Regions from separate parts of the Homo sapiens genome. Here region 1 is linked to region 2. A link is an interaction called in ENCODE POLR2A ChIA-PET data of the cell type or tissue named here. Cell type or tissue: K562. All regions are shown on one strand. Links, peaks and the distances in the headings refer to the core of each region. The heading gives the core; the rest is flanking DNA. Region 1 overlaps SUOX (sulfite oxidase). Region 2 holds the start of ITGA7 (integrin subunit alpha 7).

Evidence for each region. Peaks named below come from ENCODE experiments on the same cell type or tissue, not always from the same donor. Only the 100,000 strongest peaks of a DNase experiment are listed, where the experiment ranks them.
Region 1: POLR2A ChIA-PET joins it to region 2 with 5 read pairs; 5 of 35 experiments call an interaction of 5 or more read pairs at or near these places.

The regions. Positions count from the first base shown.
Region 1 is chr12:56,000,337-56,006,556 of GRCh38, forward strand. SUOX (sulfite oxidase) reads left to right here. Exons shown (of 5, transcript NM_001032386.2): 3 at 1,876-1,935; 4 at 2,207-2,384; 5 at 3,282-5,189. The coding sequence starts at 1,886. The coding sequence ends at 4,691. Among named protein-coding and RNA genes, the nearest start is that of SUOX, 6.2 kb to the left of the region's middle. RefSeq lists silencers at 293-483, 1,189-1,483 and an enhancer at 5,799-6,220. In K562, for the core only: no CTCF peak of the experiment used is centred there; a DNase peak (open chromatin) is centred at 3,314.
Region 2 is chr12:55,704,302-55,714,777 of GRCh38, forward strand. ITGA7 (integrin subunit alpha 7) reads right to left here and starts at 3,603. Exons shown (of 25, transcript NM_002206.3): 1 at 3,176-3,603. The coding sequence starts at 3,381. RefSeq lists a silencer at 3,517-3,726. In K562, for the core only: no CTCF peak of the experiment used is centred there; a DNase peak (open chromatin) is centred at 8,088; H3K27me3 peaks cover 195 bases.

The DNA.
Region 1 (6,220 bases), core at 867-5,866, 290 kb after region 2:
GGCCGGCACTGCTGGGGGACCCAGTACACCCTCCGCAGCTGCTGGCCCAGGTGGTAAGCCCCTCATTGCCCGGGGCCGGCAGGGCCAGCCGGCTGCTCCGTGTGCGGGGCCTGCCAAGCCCACGCCCACCCGGAACTCCAGCTGGCCCGCAAGCTCCGCGCTCAGCCCCGGTTCCCGCTCGCACCTCTCCCTCCACACCTCCCTGCAAGCTGAGGGAGCCGACTCTGGCCTTGGCCAGCCCAGAAAGGGGCTCCCACAGTGCAGCGGCGAGCTGAAGGGCTCCTCAAGTGCCGCCAAAGTGGGAGCCCAGGCAGAGGAGGCACCGAGAGTGAGCAAGGGCTGTGAGGACTGCCAGCACAATGTCACTTCTCACTAGGATTATAAGGGTGAGCCACCACACCCAGCTCTTTTATTACAGTATAATGTTATAATTTTTTTCTTTTTCTTTGTTTTTTTTTTGAGACGTTTGAGACGGAGTCTCACTCTGTCGCCCAGGCTGGAGTGCAGTGGCGCGATCTCGGCTCACTGCAACCTCCGCCTCCTGGGTTCACGCCATTCTCCTGTCTCCGGAGTAGCAGGGACTACAGGCGCCCGCCGCCAAGCCCGGCTAATTTTTTTTTTTCTATTTTTAGTAGAGATGAGGTTTCGCCGCGTTAGCCAGGATGGTTTCGATCTCCTGACATCGTGATCTGCCCGTCTCAGCCTCCCAAAGTGCTGGGATTACAGGCGTAAGCCACTGCGCCGGGCTAATTTTTCTATTTTGTTATTGTTGTTAATCTCTCTTTTTTTTTTTTTTTTTTTTTTTTGAGATGGAGTCTCTCTCTGTTGCCCAGACTGGAGAGCAGTGGCGTGATCTCAGCTCACTGCAACCTCCACCTCCCAGGTTCAGGTGATTCTCCTGCCTCAGCCTCCCGAGTAGCTGGGGTTACAGGCACGTGTCACCATGCCTGGCTTATTTTTGAATTTTTGTAGAGACAGGTTTTCCCCATTTTGGCCAGGCTGGTCTCAAACTCCTGACCTCAGGTGATTTGCCCGCCTCAGCCTCCCAAAGTGCTGGGATTACAGACGTGAGCCACTGCGCCGGGCATTGTTGTTAATCTCTTACTGTGGGTAATTTAGTAATTAAACTATAAGAGGTATGTATGTATGGGGGAAAAAACAGTAATATAGGGTTTGGTGCAATCTGTGGTTTCAAACATCTACTGGGGGTCGTAGAACATATCCCCAGTGGATAAGGGGGTACTACTGTACTTGTTGGCTCTTCATGTTAGCTCTGCTAGGCAGATGTCATTTCAGAGATGAGGAAGCAAGTTCAGAACGGCTTGGAATCTTGCTCAGGAAATCGGGCTGGTTAATGAATAACAAGAGATCCAGTTTCACAAACCCAAGGCATTTTGCCCCCAGAATCTGGGCTTCTTCACCCATTTAGGCTGTCACTACTTTTTTTTCACTTTTTTATCCCTGTTTAAGTCAGTCTGACCCACAGTTGTCCTCTGCTGACTTCAGAAATAATAATCTGGCCAGTAGACATTTGGTTTCGGTCCTTTAGGCCCTTCGCCCCAGGCATCGTTCTCTATGGTGGACAAAGTTCAGAATGGAAGATGGGAGAAAGGTGATTCTGATTCTAGAAGCACCCATCCCTCCTACCCCATTCCCCACCCGCATTACCTGCCATCCTGTCAGCACAGTCTGTCTCTGAAGTGCTCCAAGTTTTCTCTAAGGGCCCATTTGGACTCCCACTCTCAAGACTCCTCACTTGCCCAGAAAGCTCCTTGCTGACCTTCTCTGTGTCTTCCTCTCACCCATTCCCTTAGGCCTCCCTAATATCCCCTCCCAGGGTCTCCCTATCTTGATCCCAGAATCTTCCTTCTACAGGTCTGCTACAATGCTGCTGCTGCACAGAGCTGTGGTCCTCAGGCTCCAACAGGCCTGCAGGTAGGCCAGCCCATCCCAGGACTTGCCTCCTAGCCCCTATCTGCCACCCTTAGTGTCTTTTACAATGTCATACCTTGCAAATAAGACAGTTGAGAGAGTGTGTCCAGGGAGGACAGAGAAAGCCAGATCCCACTTTTCCCACCTATCCCTGGAGAAACTAAGTTCCAACTTAAGGAACCAATGGCCAACCAGGGAGAAAGAAGTAGACCCCAAGCCTTCACTAGCCCTTTCACATGACCATACGTGCTACTAAGACCGACCTCTCTTCCAGACTCAAGTCAATCCCCTCAAGGATCTGCATTCAGGCCTGCTCCACAAATGATTCATTTCAGCCCCAGCGCCCCAGCCTCACCTTCTCTGGTGATAACTCCAGCACCCAGGGATGGAGAGTCATGGGGACCCTATTAGGTCTCGGTGCAGTGTTGGCCTATCAGGACCATCGGTGTAGGGTAAGTAGGGAAAGTGCTTCATTGTCAGAACAGACTGGGTGCAGTGGCTCACGCCTGTTATCCCAGCACTATAGGAGGCCAAGGTGGGTGGGTCACTTGAGGTTAGGAGTTTGAGACCAGCCTGGGCAACATGGCAAAACCCCATCTCTAGTAAAAATTAGCCAGGTGTGGTGGTACATACCTGTAATCTCAGCTACTTGAGAGGCTGAGACACAAGAATCACTTAAACCCAGGAGGCTAAGTCTGCAGTGAGCCAAGATCAAGATCAGGCCACTGCTCTCCAGCCTGGGTGACAGAGTGAGACTCCATCTCAAAAAAAAAAAAAAAATTGTCAGAATAAAGGAATCAGTCCTAGTAAACTCCACAGGCAACCCAGGCTGTGACCCATGTTCTTGTAGTTACCACAGAGTTCACAGTGACGCAGTCTTCATGCACAGTGGAGATGAAATCTGCTAATCTGCTACCTTCGCTTCCCAGTGGCCAACACCGTGGGTTGGGTCAGGGTGAGCTCAAGTGATTTCTTCTTATTCTTCTTCATTTTTTCTTTTTTTTTTTTTTGAGATGGAGTTTCACTCTTGTTGCCCAGGCTGGAGTGCAATGGCATGATCTCAGCTCACCACAACCTCCACCTCCCGGGTTCAAGTGATTCTCCTGCCTCAGCCTCCCAAGTAGCTGGGATTACAGGCATGCACCACCATGCCCAGCTAATTTTGTATTTTTAGTAGAGACAGGGCTTCTCCATGTTGGTCAAGCTGGTCTTGAACTCCCGACCTTATGTGATCCGCCCACCTCGGCCTCCCAAAGTGCTGGGATTACAGTTGTGAGTCACCACGCCCGACCAAGTGATTTCTTCTTAATAGTCTCTTCCCTTTTATCTTACTCCTTCCCTGCCAATAGGCTGCTCAGGAGTCAACACACATATACACTAAGGAGGAAGTGAGTTCCCACACCAGCCCTGAGACTGGGATCTGGGTGACTCTGGGCTCTGAGGTCTTTGATGTCACAGAATTTGTGGACCTACATCCAGGGGGGCCTTCAAAGCTGATGCTAGCAGCTGGGGGTCCCCTAGAGCCCTTCTGGGCCCTCTATGCTGTTCACAACCAGTCCCATGTGCGTGAGTTACTGGCTCAGTACAAGATTGGGGAGCTGAATCCTGAAGACAAGGTAGCCCCCACCGTGGAGACCTCTGACCCTTATGCTGATGATCCTGTACGTCACCCAGCCCTGAAGGTCAACAGCCAGCGGCCCTTTAATGCAGAGCCTCCCCCTGAGCTGCTGACAGAAAACTACATCACACCCAACCCTATCTTCTTCACCCGGAACCATCTGCCTGTACCTAACCTGGATCCAGACACCTATCGCTTACACGTAGTAGGAGCACCTGGGGGTCAGTCACTGTCTCTTTCCCTGGATGACTTGCACAACTTTCCCAGGTACGAGATCACAGTCACTCTGCAGTGTGCCGGCAACCGACGCTCTGAGATGACTCAGGTCAAAGAAGTAAAAGGTCTGGAGTGGAGAACAGGAGCCATCAGCACTGCACGCTGGGCTGGGGCACGGCTCTGTGATGTGTTAGCCCAGGCTGGCCACCAACTCTGTGAAACTGAGGCCCACGTCTGCTTTGAGGGACTGGACTCAGACCCTACTGGGACTGCCTATGGAGCATCCATCCCTCTGGCTCGGGCCATGGACCCTGAAGCTGAGGTCCTGCTGGCATATGAGATGAATGGGCAGCCTCTGCCACGTGACCACGGCTTCCCTGTGCGTGTGGTGGTTCCTGGAGTGGTGGGTGCCCGCCATGTCAAATGGCTGGGCAGAGTGAGTGTGCAGCCAGAGGAAAGTTACAGCCACTGGCAACGGCGGGATTACAAAGGCTTCTCTCCATCTGTGGACTGGGAGACTGTAGATTTTGACTCTGCTCCATCCATTCAGGAACTTCCTGTCCAGTCGGCCATCACAGAGCCCCGGGATGGAGAGACTGTAGAATCAGGGGAGGTGACCATCAAGGGCTATGCATGGAGTGGTGGTGGCAGGGCTGTGATCCGGGTGGATGTGTCTCTGGATGGGGGCCTAACCTGGCAGGTGGCTAAGCTGGATGGAGAGGAACAGCGCCCCAGGAAGGCCTGGGCATGGCGTCTGTGGCAGTTGAAAGCCCCTGTGCCAGCTGGACAAAAGGAACTGAACATTGTTTGTAAGGCTGTGGATGATGGTTACAATGTGCAGCCAGACACCGTGGCCCCAATCTGGAACCTGCGAGGTGTTCTCAGCAATGCCTGGCATCGTGTCCATGTCTATGTCTCCCCATGAGCATGGAAAGGAGCCACCTCCACCCCTTTCCCCACCCATTAGCCTCACTGCTTCAGAAAAATCTTTCCCACCTTTCAACTTCTTGGATCACAACTCTGGCCTTCCTAAGCCATACCCAAGTACACATATAGCACATTTCACCCAAGGACCTTCCCTCTTTGGACACTATGTTACATACCCCTCTTGGCCTTTGAACCTGTGCCAGGAAGTGTGAGCTGTTACAGCAAGGGGCTAGAAGTGAAAAAAGTAATTCTGGAGACAAGCACTATTTTCTCTTCCTACCCCACCTCCATTTCTAATGCCTACTGCCATCAAGGCCTTGTTTTGCTTTTCTTTTTGGATTGTTCAGAGAAATGTGTGTGGCATGTGTAAGAAAAGTGTATATACTATCTTATACTACCTCTCCAGGTTGCCAGAGAGTTGCGAGGAGAGCAAGGGGCACAACCGTCTCCCTTTATAGTTCTACTTTTCTAATAAATAGTCTGTTTAAGATCATAACTCTTGGGCCTGGGGAGTGAGCCTATTGCAGGAGGAAGGATGCATTTGTACTGGGATGTATAATGAGATTAGACCAAAACAAACAAAACTGGGGAGGAAGACAGAGAGGAAGTAGGCTTGTAGGTTAAGAAGTAGGGCTTCCGGCTGAGCACAGTGGCTCACGCCTGTAATCCCAGCACTTGGGAGGCCAAGGCAGGTGGATCACTTGAGGTCAGGAGTTCGAGACCAGCCTGGCCAACATGGCAAAACCCAGTCTCTACCAAAAATACAAAAATTAGCTGGGTGTGGTGGTGGGTGCCTGTAATCCCAGCTACTTGGGAGGCTGAGGCAGGAGAATCGCTTGAACCAAGGAGGCAGAGGTTGCAGTGAGCCGAGATCACACCCACTACACCCCAGCCTGTGCGACAAAGCGAGATTCTGTCTCAAAAAAAGGGGGGCTTCCTTCTCTGAGGTTTGGCAGTATCTGCAGGGACACCTAGGTGATTGACCTCAGGATACCATGAAGAGAGGAGAGGTGACAAAAACATGTACCCTCCAACTCCTTTCCCCAACAGTTCCAATGCACTTGGCAGGAAAGGCAAAGGGTGCTAGGAGTTTAAAATCAATATTGTCTTAGGAGGTCGTGAAAGCAAAATAAATCTTGAGGCCCCAGAATCACTAAGCTAAAGGGAAAAGTCAAGCTGGGAACTGATTAGGGTAAACCTGCCTCCCATTCAAAGTCATCCCTCTGCTCACTGAGATAAATGCATACCTGATTGCCTTCTTTGAGTGGAATACAACCATTTGCCTCTTTTTTTTTTTTTTTTTTTGTAGAGACAGAGTCTTGCTCTGTCACCCAGACTGGAGTGCAGGAGTGCGGTGGCACGATCTCCGCTCACTGCAACCTCCGTCTCCGGAGTTCAAGCAATTCTGTCTCAGCCTCCCAGGTAGCTGGGACGACAGGCGCACACCGCCACGCCCGGCTAATTTCTTTTGTATTTTAGTAGAGATGGGTTTCACCATGTTGCCCAGGCTGGTCTCGAACTCCTGAG
Region 2 (10,476 bases), core at 5,477-10,476:
GGAGGGCAGAGAGCCATTCTTCCTTCCCACAACTCCTCCTCATCTCTTAGCAGCTGCCATCCCTTGTCAGAGCCAGTGTCAAGACAGAGAAGGGGTATAGGGAGTAGTAGAGAAGAGAAGACACATTTGGCATTCAACTACTTATTGAGAGTCTATTGTATGCCAAGCCCTGTGTCAGGCGCTGGTGAGACAAGGAAATCATATTTATTCAGCACCTACTATGACGTCAGATCCGAGGCTAGACACCAGGGATATAAGAAACTAACATTCATCACTGTCCACATATGTGCCAAGCACCAGGATAGGCAAGTCACATGCATTATGTCATTTAATCATCAGAACAATCCTATGAGATAAGGATTCTTTTCTTGTCTTTCAGATGAGAAAACTCACTCAAAGACATTAAGCAGTGATGCTGGAATTCAAATCCACATGGGCCTAACTCCAACACTTTGTCACTCCACCCAGTGACTGACCTGTCTCTAGAACACTGAGACCACCCCAGAAAGGGAAGGAGAGAGTGGGGAGATGAGGGTACCCTGGGCAGAAAAGGAAACGGGGTGATACAGCCCTGCATAAATAAATGGCAACCTTCAGGCAAGTCAGCAGTACCCCCAGCCTCCAAACATAGAAGTGGCCATCTCTCTGAGTGTCGGGGCTGTCTTTTCATCTTTGTGCTTGCCCCATAGGGAGTGTCAGAATGTGTTTACTGAACACACACATTTTGTGGACTCATAGAGATACCCAGTGTCACAGCTGGTCAGTGCATAGCTAAGCACCCAGATAAGTTATCCTTGTTCTATGTTCACATCTCCTCTGGAGGCCAAAAGTAGGGAGGAGGGGAGGGGCCCATGTGGAAGAAAGAAGCTGAGTGCATAGATATGCCCAGTCCGCTCTTGGTGGAGAAGAGACCAATCGATCCTTAGTGGAACAAGAGCACCCAGCAGCATCCTCTCTAGTCCCTCCACCTCTGGTCCAGCCACACACACTCCTTCCTGGCTTCATGCCATACGCCCTAACCACCCCAGTCTTCTGGACAGCCACAGTGTAGCCACTGCAGAGAGAAAAGCAAAAAAAAAAAAAAAAAAGTGTTGGCAGCTGGGGGGCAGAGGGACCCCCTGGGAGCTCAGCTAAGTGAAGACAAAGGAGTAGCCCACGACCACTGCACTTCTCGATTCTCCACACACTCCAGGGCCCCAGCCCAAGTCCAGCCCCTCTTTGGCCCCTCTCAATCTGGGTGGCCCTCTGGGGAGGATGCTTGGCCTGGAAGGCTGGCTCAGCCAGGGAGGCCCTCTAGCCAAGCCTTTGGATCCAGAATCTCTGTAAGGCGCTCTGTGAATCACAATACAAGAATAGCAATACTACTAACACTTCACAGCACTCACTGCGGGCTATGCACTATTCTAAGCATTTTATATATATTAAGAACTCTTAATCTGCACAACAACCCTATGTAGTAATACTATGTTTATATCCTTTTTACAGTTGAGGGAAGTAAATGAGGCTGGAACCACACAGCAAAGGTTAGACCTTAAAGTCTCATCCCAGAGCTAGACTAAAAGACATCAAAACAGGCAAGAAGTTTTTTTCATCAGTGAGTGCTAAGGCAGGCCACCTGCAACTCAAAAGCTAGGGACTGAGCAGGTGCCTGGCCTCTCACATACCCCCCGCCCCCCAGCAGCAGAGCACCCCCTGCTGGAGCAAAAGCAGGGTGAGGCAGTCAGGCCCTCTGGGAAAGGCCCCAGCTTGGCTCTGGGAGACGGAACCAGGGGCCACCTTCAGAGAGGAGGGGGAAATGACAAGAGACCAAGCTATTAAAAATAACCTAGAATTTGCCTGGAAATAGCTTAGAGAGTTCAGCATGTCCTAAAAAGGCCTCCAGTCCTCGAACTCTGACAGATGGAGAAGGAGGGAGGAAGGGAGGGAGGGAGCAAAGGTGAATGAGGAAGCAGATGGTAAACAGAAGAGGAGATGAAGTCCGTTGCTTTCTATCTCTCCCAAAGTTTTGGGGACCACCGACCCTGCTACCAGATGATAGGGATAATGGAAGAAGAAAGATTAGAGCTAGGCCCCCACTCCCCAAGCAAGTGAGGAGAAATGAGCTCTTGTCCCTGCCCCCTGCCCCCAGACCGACAGTAGAGGCAGAAGACAGTCCCAGTGGACAGCATTGATCCCAGTAATGGATACTTAATGTGGCTTAGGCACTGGTTGAAGAGAGAAAAGCCCCCTAGCAGGAGCAGGTGAGAAGCTTTCTTCACCTCTGGCCTCCCTTTTTACAATCAGACATGTAGCAAGAGCCAAGGATACAGGCAACATGACCAGTCACAGGCCCCTCACAAAAGTATATCCATCTCCCATGGGTCCTGAACTGATTAGAAAAAATTAGAATTGTCCTCCACCCCTTACTCCTCCTGGCCCTTCCCAGCTGCTGAGATTCCTGGAGTTGGAAATTTGCTAAGGAGGAGGAAGGGGAGCAGCCTGGCCAGCATCCTTCCTGGATCTCTCTCACTGCTACAGCTGCTGCGGCTACTACTACTGCTACTAGTACTTTGAGGGTTCAGTTTGCTGCCACTCTCTATCACCAAGCCACCTACTGCAGGTTGGCAGACCTGCAGATCCTCTCCCAATCTTCCCGTGGTCTTAAGCCACAGAAGTGGAAGCTCTCTCCTGGCCTTCCAGTGCCCTGCTGCCCTCATTCCATCCATGGCAATGCTCTAGCAGGAAGTTATTTCTGGAGTCTGCCCTGCATGCATCCCTCTCATGGCACCCTCAACTTCTATGTCCTTTCCATCTCCTCCCATTCTAAGCAGAGACAGACAGTCTCCCTCCCTTGGGGAATTCAGCCCTTGGAAGAAGCAGGGGAGCCAGAGGCCCTGGGGCTGGATCAAGGATGCAAGTTGGGGGAAAGGCCCAGAAGAAGGAGATGGTTCGCTGCCAAGACAAGAACCTTGCTTTCCAACTCATCCCTAAAGCAAAATACTGGTCTCAGGGCCGGGAAGTGCAGCTTCAGACGCAAGCCAGATGAGGCAAGGCTCCAGGTTGGGATGTGGGATGTCTGTGGGCAGTCTAGGTCTTGGTGGGGCTAGAAAACAGAGAAATGAGGAGGCCCACAGAGTGGGGAGGGGGACGATCTGTGGCTCGGGCATGGCGACTCTGGGCGGGTGCGGTGACTCACCAGCTCTGGGGTCGGGGCTGCAACTGCCGGTGCAGGGCCACAGAGAAGCCGAAGAGGCTGCCTGGCTCGCCCTCCTTGCGCAAGGCACCCATCACGTCCAGATTGAAGGCGACAGCCCGTGAGAAGAGCAGTTCGACGAGCAGGGAGCCAAAAAGGTAGCAAATCCCGGAGGCCCCCCAAGGGTCGCGGCTCCGAGCCCCGGCCATGGGACGATCCCTGCGCGAGCTCCCAGCGAATGCAAGGGAAATCTCGCACGCCCCAAGCCCCAGGTCCCCCCAGGCGCGTCTCTGGTCTCCAAAGTCTCGTTGGTCTTTCAGACGTCTCCCAGACGTTCGCCCCGCCAGCCCTCCCGCCCGCCCGCCGCTCCGCCACCCCGCCGCCCCAGCACCGGCTAGGACAACTACAGCAGCCGCAGCTCCGGCGCCCACTCCGGCTCCCGCCTCCTCTCCCGGGGACGCCACTCAGGCCCCGCCTCCGGCCCCGCCCCTCGCTCCCGCGGCAGGTGGAGACCCAAGCCCGTCTCCAAGGGGATGCCCAGGCTGGTGGCTGGGATGGAAACTAGCCTTGCTGACCCCCCACCACCACGCCCCCCAAGCCCAGCACCGTCTCCGGCTCCGCCCCTGCGCGGCGCTCTCCTCCCCTTCTCCCCCAACCCCATCCCCACCCCGGGAGTGGTGGAGGCGGCGCCTTGGAATGCGGAGGGAGAGAAGTACAGATAGAAAGAGAGGGGCTGAAACAGAGGAAGGAGGGTAAGAGATGAGAAGTTGGGAAGACGCTAAAAGACAACCTGGGAAGAGAGATGTGCAGATAGAGAGGAAATGAAAGGGGAGCCGTCCTGGGCCTGGGTGCAGCGTGGCATCTTAGTGCTCCCTGTTCCCCCATGGTCACATAGAGCACTCTTTCTGCTGTTGGGATCAGACCGCTGCCCTCCCCCATCCTATCCCATCCCCCGCCCCCAGCCCGGCAATGACCACAGCAGTGCTAGCCACATCGTCAGGATTCAAGGGAACAGAGAAAAAGAGGCAAGAAGAGAGAGAGAAACTCGGGAGATACGGGGAGCAAATGGAGAAATGGAAAAAGGAAAGGAATAGAGAGGAAGAAAGAAGGGCAAGAGATTAATTGACAAGGGATGGAATGAAGGGAGAAAAGAAAACGACTGGGGATGATTACAGGAAGAGGAAATTAAGCAGTGGGGAGGGGAGTGGGTGTCAAAGAAGGCAAAGATGAAAGAGACTGGACCCAAGAGGCAGAGGGATGTAAAGGGTGTCCCCAGCTACCAGACCCGTCCCAGGACTGCACATTTCCTATCCATGAAAGGGGATGGGAGGGGGCAGAGTCCTGGACTGGCTCAGCAGGACCTGGGTGGGGCTGAGATGGGATCTCCACAGGGACCCATTGGCCTGTCCCTCTTCCTCTCCCTTTCCCTCAGGCTGGGACAGAGGCAAGGGGGTGGGGGGACACTTTCCAACTCTCTGCTATTTATAACTCCGATACAGAAATGGGGCCAGAAGGAGAGACAGGAAATAATTTGGCATAATGGGAACCTCGAATGCTCCCACTTCCCCTTCCTACTCCCCTTGCTTACTGGTGTTGGTCTTGTGAATATACATCTGTCCATCTTCCCTTCTCTCTCTCACTATCTGATTTTGTCTCATCCCAAATTCTATTTTGTCATCATTCTTGTCTCTGCCACACTTGGAATCTTTCTCAGAGTATTTCTCAATGTTTCTAGTGTTGTCTCTGCCCTTCAAACACTATCATATTCTTACGATTCTTTCTTCTCTTTCCCTTTCTTAAAAGTTCCAATAAGTGTCCTACCTCCTTCCTCTTCCTGTGTTCTGTCTTTCCTACTTCATTGTTCAGGATTATACTTCTTTGAAAACAAAAAAAAAGTGGGTTCTTACTCTGCTGCCCTGGGACAGTCTTTGCCTTGGATAAGTTAACAGACATTTGGAAGTCTGGCCCTCTGTTTTCCAATACTACACCTGTGGCTATCCCCTCCAGAGCACTAACACATCTCTAAACAGGTACTATAAGGAAATACATATGCTGTCAGCAGGGCTGGCACCAGGATTCTACTTTCACCATGCCCTCCCCATCCTTTTTAATATCTCAGAGCCCCAGACAGTAGAGAAGAGCTGACATGGGAATGCAGAATTGCAAAATTAGGACAGAACTGGGACTACTGACTCCCTGCCCAGGTCCCCCCGCCCCCGACCCAGCTCAAAATGCCTTTAGAGCCCAAGCTGCCTCCTATCTGCACCTGCAGCTTCTGCCTGTCTCCATTCCCACTCCACTGGCTTCTGTGATCCAGGGCTGAAATCAGATGCCAAGAATCTGCTTCTGACCTCCTCTCTCCAAATATTTGAGAAGTCACCTCACCACCACAGGAGGAAAGATCAGGAAAGAAGAGAGAGAGAGGCCACCCAAAATTAGCCTGGCTATAAATAGAGGGGCAAAGGAGGGAGGGGAACACACAAGAGCGTGCTAGACCAGCCTAGTAAATTTAGACATGTAGATTTCTCTCAAGGAGAAATGAGACCAGAATGTTGGAGTGGAAGATAATATCGTAGGTGAAGAGGGAAATTAAGAAACTAGACGGGGCCGGGCGCGGTGGCTCACGCCTATAATCCCAGCACTTTGGGAGGCCGAAGCAGGCGGATCACCTGAGATCAGAAGTTCAAGACCAGCCGGACCAACACGGTGAAACCCTGTCTCTACTAAAAATACAAAAATTAGCCGGGTGTGGTGGCGGGTACCTGTAATCCCAGCTACTCCAGAGACTGAGGCACAAGAATCACTTAAACCCAGGAGACGGAGGTTGCAGTGAGCTGAGATGGCACCACTGCACTCCAGCCTGGGTGACAGAGACTCCACATCAGAAAAAAAGAAAAAAAAAAGAAACTAGAAGGATCCAGAGAATGCGGTAAGCTCAATATTAAAATAAATAAACTGTTAGAGAACTTCTTGTATTTCAGTCAAGAGCTTAGGAATTAGTTAAATTAAAAATTAATGCTGAGCTGGGCACAGTGGCTCATGCCTGCAATCCCAGCACTTTGAGAGGCCAAGGCAGGAGGATCACTTGAGCCCAGGAGTTGGAGACCAGCCTGGGCAACATAGGGAGACCCCCATCTCTACAAAAAATAGAAAAGTTAGCCAAATCTGTGGTCCCAGCTACTCAGGAGGCTAGGCGGGAGTGTCACTTGAGCCCAGGAGGTGAAGGCTGCAGTGAGCCATGATCTTGCCACTGCACTCCAGCCTGGGTGATAGAGTGAGACCCTGTCTCCAAACAAAAAATGCTGAAACTGTATTATTCCACTCGCATACCATTCTCAAAATGACAAAACTATAGAAATGAAGACCAGATTACTGGCTGCCAGGGGACAAGGATGGAGGGGGGTGGGGACAAACATAAAGGAATAGCACAAGGGGGTTCCTTTGTGGTGATGGGTTTTGTATCTTGATTGTGGTGGTGATTATCCAAATCTATACAAGATATAAAACTGCACAGAACTACAAACAAACAAATAAATGCATGTAAAAAATGGTGAAAACTGAGTGAGGTCTGCAGGCCAGTTAACAATACTGTACCAATATCAACTTTTTGGTTTTGATTTTATGCTACAGTTACATAAGATGTCACCATTAGGGGAAACTGAGTGAAAGGTACACAAGACTTCATGTGCTATTTTTACAACTTCCTCTGATCTATAATTATTTCAAAATAATTTCCAAGCCAGACATGGTAATCCCAGCACTTTGGGAGGGAGGGAGGTGGATCACTTGAGGTCAGGAGTTTGAGACCAGCCTGGCCAATATGACAAAAACCCATCTCTACTAAAAATACAAAAATCAGCTGGGCGTGGTGGTACACACCTGTAATCCCAGCTACTCAGGAGGCTGAGGCACAAGAATCGCTTGAACCCAGAAGGCGGAGCCTGCAGTGAGCAGAGATAGCACCACTGCACTCCAGCCTGGGGGACACAGTGAGACTCTGCCTCAAAAAAAAAAAAAAATTTAAAAATTTTGTGCTTCTAAGGATACCACTAACAAAGTAAAATGATAATCCATGGAATAGATTATCCACTCCACTCCATGGAATAGATTAATACACTGTACTTCAGCCTGGGCAACAGAGTGAGACTCTGTCTCAAAAAAAAAGAAAAAGAAAAAGAAATGTGGCTAGTATGACTGAGAAACTGAACTTTTTAAATAAATTAAATGTAAAAATGAAAGATTAATAATCTTTATAAAAATTTCCAAAATTTTAGACGTTGAGAAATGTCCAGATCCAGCCAAGATTTTAGCCCTTTAGCTTTTGTATGAGTGGAAGCTGAGGCTTTCTCCAGCTCCTTCCCTTTTCAACATCTTCTTCCCCACTTTGAGATCAGTATTTTTCAGCTCCCTCAAATCACACTTTTTGCAACTGTTGTCTCTAGCTTACAAGCAAACACTTCCAGAACACACACTTCAGGGCTAACTTCTCCCTCCACCTCATCTGGCAACAGAGCCTTGGAGCTTATGTCCCAAGGTCAGGCTTTTCCGTCCCAACATGCACACCATGAGAACTTTTTTACTTCACTCACCTCTCCAGCACTGGAATCCTTCTGCCTGCCTCTGAATTCTGGTTGTAGTCAAAGCTTGAACCATGGGAGTGGCTGGGAGGAAAAGAACATAAATGTGATTGAGGGAATTCAGTGGGGAAACAGCTTGACCGCTCCGGTCTTTGACGATCCAAAAGAAACCCTTAACACTTGAGAAGGACTGGGAGGTCACTTACCAAAGGGAGCCATTTGGACTGTCTCAAGGGCCCCCTTTCTTTGAGCACTGGCTTCAGGCCAACATTTGGAACTTAGCCACACCACCACCAACCCCCTCTCTTGAAGCCCAGCCAGATCTCCCAGTATGTGAAGCCTTGTCTACTCACTCTGTGTCCTCCCTCAGCCCTCATCCAACCCCTAACAACTCAGCAGCTTCCAGCCCTGTTTGGCCCAGCCAGTCAGTTTGGAGCTTGCTAATTAAAGCTAACTCTGAAAGAGACCTCAAAAGAAGAGGGAAATGAGTGAAGAAAGGAGTGTGGAGTTGCATTCATTCAGTCCAAGGGAAAATAATCTGAGTAGGAAATCGTAAGGAGAGGTGAGCAGAAAGAGACTTCAAATTTCAAGAGTCATTCTCCAGATAGATATGTATGCGACTTGTGTCCATCTCTACCAAGGACAAGTGAAGCTGAGCTTCAACTGCAGCAGAAACTAAGGTTAGACAGTGAACAATAAAGGCCCAGAAAAAGAACAGATGGAGGATAACCCTAGAGAGATCAGATGGGGACACTAGATACAGATACCCCATGTCCTCTGCTCAGCTCTAGGGCAAAGGAACAGCCAGTGTGTGGGAGAGAAGGGAGAGGCTAATGTCTGCAGAATCCTGGCAGTCTCTACACCGATTGTGAAAATGTCAGGCAGTTGTGCCAAGAAGGGTGAGGGTAATACAGGATGGGCCTGACACTCTCCCTGAGTTGGCCTAATCTTAACATTTAGACTCACTTTTGAGACCCCCCCAACACTAACCCCCATTAGCCCTCACCCTCTGTTTCACTTATCCCATGTCACCATTATCTTGACACTTCCAACCCATGTCCTTCTCTTCCAGGCCCCACAGCTCTGGAGGTGAGGCACCAGGCATTTCCAATCTGCCTCTATTTTGCTTGCTCACTGCAGTTGGAAGCTGGAGCCAGAGAGTGGGGAGGACAGAGCCAGGCTGCTCTGTGATGCTCTCACTCTTCCCACTTCTATTGATTAGCCCTTCTCTGGAGCAGAGCCTCTTCTCAAACACTCCTCCCCTGCCAGGATTCTCTACAGCTCATGCCCAGCAAGCTAGAGGGGCATAATGATTAGAGACAGAGAGATTCCCAGAAAAGTGCTCTGGGTCTACCCTCCTGGGGTCTCAACTGTGGTTTATGCAGTATACAGCGGTAAGACTCAGGCTCTGGAGTCAGATAGCCTGGATTTGTATCCTAGCTCTACCACTAATGAACTCTATTACTTAACTGCCTTGTACCTCAGATTCTTCATCTGCAAATTTGGGATACTCGTAATAATATTTCACAGAACTGTTCTAGGGATTAAATGAATACATACATGTAAAGTGCTTGACTATGATGAGTACTAAGAAATGTTTAGAAAGAAGATACAGTACACATATAATTTAGACACATACACACAGTATCTAACGTTTTTATTAGAATTTTTATTTTGGCACTTAAAATGTTTTGCTTTATGCTGCCACTTAAGCATTTCATGTGCTTCTCCTCACTAATCCTTTGACAGTTGCACATCTCCCAGGATTTGGGATGCTATTCTGCAAATAGTTGAATGAATCATTGATCAGTAATTCTCAAATCTTACTCAGAAAATTCAAGAATGTTTTCTTCTAATGCAATCAGCACCCATTTCTCCTCCCCCTGCAAGTAAATATAATGACGTCAACTTCAACTATGCCAATGAATCACAAAATGAGAGAATGCCAAAGCTGGAAATAGTTTTAGATATGGTTTAGCCCAGTGAGTTTCAACCCTGGATACACATTAGAATCACCAGAACAGCTTTTAAAATATACTGATAAGGCCAGGCACGGTGGCTCACACCTGTAATCCCAGCACTTTGGGAGGCCGAGGCGGGCAGATTACCTGAGGTCAGGAGTTCAAGACCAGTCTAACCAACACGGTGAAATGCCATCTCTACTAAAAATACAAAAATTAGGCCGGGCGCGGTGGCTCACGCCTGTAATCCCAGCACTTTGGGAGGCCGAGGCGGGCGGATCACGAGGTCAGGAGATCGAGACCATCCCGGCTAAAACGGTGAAACCCCGTCTCTACTAAAAATACAAAAAAAAAAAATTAGCCGGGCGTAGTGGCGGGCGCCTGTAGTCCCAGCTACTTGGGAGGCTGAGGCAGGAGAATGGCGTGAACCCGGGAGGCGGAGCTTGCAGTGAGCCGAGATCCCGCCACTGCACTCCAGCCTGGGCGACAGAGCGAGACTCCGTCTCAAAAAAAAAAATACAAAAATTAGTCAGGTGTGGTGGCACATGCCTGTAATCCCAGCTACTCAGGAGGCTGAGGCAGGAGAATCGCTTGAACCTGGGAGGTGGAGGTTGCAGTCAGCTGAGATCATGCCACTGCACTCCAGCCTAGGCGACAGAGCGAGACTCTGTCTCAAAAATAATAATAATTTTATATATACATATATACATATACATACATATATACACATATATACGTATACATACATATATACACATATATACGT